Regions from separate parts of the Homo sapiens genome. Here region 1 is linked to region 2. The links are chromatin loops, found by intact Hi-C in ENCODE. Cell type or tissue: heart right ventricle. All regions are shown on one strand. Links, peaks and the distances in the headings refer to the core of each region. The heading gives the core; the rest is flanking DNA. Region 1 overlaps UBAP1 (ubiquitin associated protein 1). Region 2 has its middle 2.4 kb from the start of CNTFR.

Region 1 (2,904 bases), core at 309-2,808, 340 kb before region 2:
GCATGTGAGTGCCCCCAGAACTGTCCTGGCTCCTTCCGTATTAAACGCATTTGCATTTTGAGAAGTGTCCTTCCCACTTCAGCCCTCCGGAGAGACTACCCTAGTCTTTCTGGGGTGTTTATGTCCTCAGCTGAAGCCTGGCCTAGTTGCTGAGAGGGGCTGGGGAGATGGGGCGGGAGGGCCAGACTCAGTGCTGCTGTGGAGCTAGGTGCTTCCCCCTTCCCCTGAGACTGGTGGACTGAACTCCAGTCAAGTTGAGTTCAAGTGAAAGATTCTTCCAGGGTTTTATTTTTTCCCCTCCTAACAAAGTCTCATAGTGTTAACACTGGTTCTGCAATATCTCTGAGGTGCAAAGAATGCACTTTTCCCTATGGGGCCCAGAGTTTGCCTTTTCTGCCAGGCAGTCACCATGCTTCCCTACCCCAGCCTGTTTCTTTTGGCTTGGTTTGGACCACAGTCCTCTGCTACCCAGGGTTTTAGAGCCCCTGCTCTAGGAAACAGTTTAAGAAATCATTGGCCCCTTCCCAGCACATTGAATGGGTAAGCAGACAGGCCATGATTTAGTTGGCCAGCACTAACTCCACCTCTGTTCTCCTTGAACAGCTTCCCCTCCAGCCCACTGCTTTAGGATGACACAATGAATAACACCTAGTCATAGAAATCAGTCTCTCTGGTTTGTTTTGTATTATGTTGTACATCATTAAAGATCTAAATACAAAGGATATACAGTCTTGAATCTAAAATAATTTGCTAACTAACTATTTTGATTCTTCAGAGAGAACTACTAATAAAAATCTAAAAGGTATGTCTTGGTGTGATAACTTCTTTATTACCAAGGCTGTTTTATGGGAGTGGGGGGGCCATGTGGTGTATAAAGAGATTTCTTGCTTAGATTTGCTGGGGATAGAATAGGACCTAACCGTTTTCTATTTCGGAGCTTTCTTCCCACTTCAGACCTGTCCTCGTTTTTGGTTTGCAAAGGCAAGCCTAGACTGAGTCTTTTAAACCTGGCCCAGCTCCGTCTGTGGACCAAGGACGTAGGCCTTCCTGACTGTGGAGTTGGGATAGGCTGGGCCTTCAGGGGGATCACCCAGTAAAAGAGGAAGAAGCCCTTTTACTGTGAGCAGCAGGCATTTATGCATCATTTGCCACAAGCAGAGGATGGGATTTAAACTGTTTCACCAGCTCTCAGTGGTGCTGTTGTATATGATGATAGAATAGGGTTCATTCCTAAAGTAAGTAAGTTTTTGTCCTTGACCTTAATACTGTGCCATTGTCCCACTTGAGCTTTTGGCTAGACTGGGTCTTTGAAGGTTTTTAGTGATCATGTGAGGGAGGGGCCGCAGTGCCCTGCAGCCGGGAAGCACCAATAAGGATGCCCCCTGGCGGTCAGATGAGGCACTGTCAGGCTGACAAAGGGTGACTGGACCAGGCTGCTAGTGTCTCAAGAGAGCCATTTAACCCTCTTCTTGGCCTTTTAATTAAGCCCTCCTTTTAAAACCGTAAAAAGTTATCCTTTATCTGAAGGAAATAAAGGCTCACATAGTAATGGGCGTTCGGGCCAAGGCCGTGACTCATGAATCTCCATTTGACCCAGAGTGGCTTTAAAGTAATTGGCACCTGGAGGCTACTTTGTCTTCCCTGTCCTGAGCTGCTTCCTGCTAAAAAGATACACAGCAGGCAGAACTTGGCTGAAGGTTTGTGTGTGAATTCTGTTTCAGAGGCCTCAGACTGTTGAACAGAGCACTCTGTTCAACTGCCAAGGTTCCCAACACAGACCCCTGAGAGGCAGGGTGGCTGGGCAGGGTGAACTGGATGAAGGCCAGGCTAGGAGATGGACTATTCCATGAGGGGGCTGGGTAGTGAGGTGTCCCAGATAGGAGCCAGGAGCTGCCATGGAAGCATGAGAGTATCGGGCATTGTACAGAGGCCTTTCACCCGAGCAAAAGTCAGGAGAAAAATTGATGTGTGACACAGGCACCCTCTTCTGCCTCAACACTGGATTGCAGGAAGGGAAGGGAGCTGTAAATATAAGGCCTGTCTCACATCTGCTGCTGTCAGTGACACATCAAGTCAAGGTTTATGCTATTTACATTTTCAAAAACGCCTCTAAATCCCCAAATCAATCTCCAAGGGCTGATGGGGCAGAGCTCACCCCACCCCTGTCCCCCTAGCACCAATGGTTAAGTTTGGGCCAGTGTTTAGTCTTCTAAGTTAGGCACAGAATTCAGCTGGTGAAGCCTCTGGTCTCAGCATGTTGTCTTCTCTGTCTTGTGACCTCTGACCTCTAGGCTACCACTGACCACCCCATCCTCTGATCCCCAAACTTAGAAACTTCAGGGTTATTAGACCCAAATATATTCCCACAGGCAAGGGGTTAGTTAATCATATTCTCTAGGCACAAGGGAAAGGCATTAGGTTCTTCGGCCTGGCCCACCCTTGGAGGCACTCCTGTGCATGGAACTGAGGGACAGGGGCCTGTCCCTGAGGGAGAAGCTGGGACCTATCTGAAGCCACGTGGGGCTGGGGTGACGCTAGCATAGGCAGGACCAGCGTGTGGGTTCTGGTGTGTGCAGGGAGGACCTGGCAGAGGCTCCTCCAGCCTGAGAGCCCAGCACAGACTCCTGCAGGGCCCCCACCATCTCGGCACAGGGTCTGGCTCTAAGACGGCACTGTTCCCTCAGGGGCTGCGGTGGGCCCGTGGCAGGTGAGATAGAGCTGCAGCTGGCTCCTCAGACTCTGGATACACTTGGATTTCAGAACCATGATTTCATCCAGCTGGGTCACAAAATCTTCAAAATCCTGAGAAGGAAACAAGGGACGAATACAGCTTTTGCTCTTGCTGGCGCTCTGCCAGATCTGCTTTTTCAGTCCCTCCTCTGGCAGGAAAGTTTCAGAACCCAG
Region 2 (2,904 bases), core at 226-2,725:
ATGCCGGGCACAGGCGCACCCCTCGATAGGAGGCTCACTCCCTTCGCAGCCTGGGCCTCTGAGGGGCCGGGGTGTTCACTGCACTCGTCCCTGGGCCTCCGGTCTGGCTGCAACATAGGAGAGTAAGGTTGGACAACCTGACCAACTTCTGAGGCCACGTGAAAGCGCAATGGAGTGGCAATGGCAGAGGCAGAGACCGAGAAAGCCACCCCCGTCTCCACCCCTTGGATTTGTCACCTGACCCTTGACCCATAATCCTGGGCCCTGCCCCTCCGGGGAGCTGCTCTAGGGCTGAGGGCGAGGAGAAGGGAGGGAAATGTCTCCATGTTTCCTCACATCCTTCCCCAGTAGGCTGCCTAGAGCGCCCGGGCCCTTTCCCAACAAATGCCTCAGGGACTCCCACTGCAGAGGAAAATCCTTCTTCCCGCCACGGCCTGGGCTTTTCACTTTCACTTCCGTGGCCACAGAATCCCCTTCCTACAACTGGCAGGGGTCGGCATGGGCTGGAGCTCAGAGACGGCCAGCTAGGACTTCAGGACACACAGCAAACTAGCTGCGCCCCGCTGAGGGTCAGCGCACAGCCGCCCACACAAGGTGTCCTCTCCCCGGGCTCTCTGGGCCGCCGGCCTCCTGCTTCCCGTGCCGCAGACCGGGATTAGACTGTGGACGCGGGGAAGGAAGGGGGCGTTGCGACGGGATCTTGAGGGGAGCAGGACTTGCCCCTGCCCCTGCGGCGAAGCTCTAGGCCCTGGCAAGGTTCGGTACACCGGGGGCCGCTCCTCCCCAGGGGGCTGACCGGCCTCGGCGCTCTAATCCGGCCGGGGAGGGGCGGACGGGGTGAAAATTGGCGAGTGGTTTGGGGAACGGACTTGACCTCCAGATGCCCTGGTGTCCCTGGCTCAGCCTCTTTCTGCCAGGTTGGGAGCAGTCGGGAATTCTGTCCCGGTCCAACGTCCCCCTCGGCCCCCGGGGACGCAGAGGCTGCTGTCGGCAGAGCAGCAGTCCACGGCTGCGGGGACAAGATCCGCACTGGGAGTCCGGGGTCCTGGAAGTGGACGTGTGGATGTCAGACGATAAAGGAAGGGAAGAGGCGCACGTCGGACCTCTGTCCAGGCGTCAGTCGGTCAGCAGCTCCTCCCGGCGCGGGACCCAGCGGCCTCGAGCGCTTCCCCGGGGCCGAAGCGACACCTGGCGGACGGTGCGGGACGTGCGTTCCCTTCTGGCTGCTGCTCCTGCTCCGCGCTGAGGCCTCGGCCACCTACTGAACACCGGGGGCTGCCACCTCTCCACACAGCCGCCACCCGGCTCACAACCAATTTTCCTCCCCCCAGAGCTGGGTCAACAGACTAGTAGTGGTTTCCGCTCCTGCCGCCTCTGATGCCCTACCTACACAGTAGCCTTTGAGCTTGTAAGCCTCAGTGCTGAGCCCTCCCCACCGCCTTGGGGGCAAAGTTGAGTTTCTTAGGTGGGGCTTCAAAGCCCTGCAGGATCTGGCCCTGCCTCCTCTCCACCTTTATTAAGCGCCCCTATTCCCGGCCTCCCCAGCTCTGCGCCAGCCCCCTTCTGTGTCATGTCACTTATCCTTAAGCCAAACCCCACTTCACTGACATCCTCTCCCCAACTCCATCTCCAAGAATTCACTGCCTTTCCAATCTTCACCATCTACCTTGCCCATGATGGAGTGGCTGGAAGTAACACCCCCAGGCCAGATCCCTTGTGCCCTGCACGTGATGGGGATCTCACATTTGCGCCTGGGGAAATATGGGAAGTTCCTCGTTGACTTTCAGTTCCTGGAGTTCTCTACCATGAAAGGGGCTCTATGGCCAGGATTTCTGACACCACCCTCCACCCTGGCAGGTGACCTAAACTTGGACCCCCCCACACACACACCAAGGGATCAATTGTGCCATTCCAAGCCTTTGGGCAAGCAAAGACCCTTCCTTATTCTTACTGACATGTCTCCGAGGAAGGAGAGCTCCCTCCCCATCCCCTATGGTCTACCTTTCCAGTGCTCCTTTAGGAAACGGTGCTGGTTTCTAACTTGCAATACCATCAGAAAGTTTCTCCCTGCAGCACACACCTGGCTCTCCAAAGTTACAAACACACACACTCTCACACACAGGCTCTCTGTATTACAAATGCCAAACACATGGTCACATAAAGTCACACACCCAATCTCAAACAGTAAAAGGTGTATATTCAACTTCACTATGGTACACTGAGAGTCAGGGTCCCCAGCTTGGGCTAGGAACTAGAGGTCCCAAAAGAGTAGGAGAGTCCCTGAGTCACACACACCATACCCACACATAGACACAGTTACACACACAGCCATGAACTCGGTCACACTGAGTGTCACACAGGCACACACAGAGTCACACACGCTCTCAATCACACTGGGGTTTGGCGGGTTGGGGCGGGCTCCAGGAGGCAGTTACGTAAACGCCCTCAAGCCCCCGCCCTTGCTCCCCCTCACCCCGCCTGCTTCCTCACACAGTGCCAGCGCCCGGGGCGGCTTGGCCGGGGCCCGGGAACAGCTCGGCCTCGCGGAGGCTCCAGGCGCCGAGAAACCCGATCCGACAGAGCCCCGGGCCGGGCCGAGCCAGGGAGGGGGGCCCAAAACCCCCCCACTCAGGGTCCAGCCCAGGCCCCTAGGGACGACTTACCCCTGCATCCAGAGACAGCTCCCAGCACCATCCGGAGATAGTACCTGGGGCCCACTCACAACATCCCCATCCTGCACACCCCCTTCTGGGATCCTATCATCTGGACGGCTGCCTGTGTGCCCTGACCCTTCCAACCTCTGTCACCAGAAAGGGCAAAGATCCCCTAAAGGTAGAGAATGGGGGAAACTAAGTATCCAACCTTGAATTACCCCCAGTTCCTGGAACTATCTCCTCTTCCCTT

The links. A loop is a pair of places that touch in the nucleus more often than their neighbours do. Peaks named below come from ENCODE experiments on the same cell type or tissue, not always from the same donor. Only the 100,000 strongest peaks of a DNase experiment are listed, where the experiment ranks them.
Region 1: it touches region 2 in a loop (2.4-fold over the local background); 9 of 110 quality-filtered maps call a loop at or near these places.

The regions. Positions count from the first base shown.
Region 1 is chr9:34,251,719-34,254,622 of GRCh38, forward strand. It overlaps UBAP1 (ubiquitin associated protein 1), which reads left to right. Exons shown (of 7, transcript NM_016525.5): 7 at 1-805. It overlaps KIF24 (kinesin family member 24), which reads right to left. Exons shown (of 13, transcript NM_194313.4): 13 at 662-2,802. The coding sequence ends at 2,662. Among named protein-coding and RNA genes, the nearest start is that of UBAP1, 74 kb to the left of the region's middle. RefSeq lists a silencer at 1,430-1,479 and an enhancer at 2,681-2,904. In heart right ventricle, for the core only: CTCF peaks have their summits at 1,384 (motif pointing left) and 1,596; DNase peaks (open chromatin) are centred at 1,393, 1,773 and 2,713; H3K27ac peaks cover 2,500 bases.
Region 2 is chr9:34,590,677-34,593,580 of GRCh38, forward strand. It overlaps a transcript of CNTFR not described here. Among named protein-coding and RNA genes, the nearest start is that of CNTFR, 2.4 kb to the left of the region's middle. In heart right ventricle, for the core only: CTCF peaks have their summits at 1,191 (motif pointing left) and 1,391; DNase peaks (open chromatin) are centred at 406, 1,195 and 2,485; H3K4me3 peaks cover 1,255 bases; H3K27ac peaks cover 464 bases; H3K27me3 peaks cover 1,015 bases.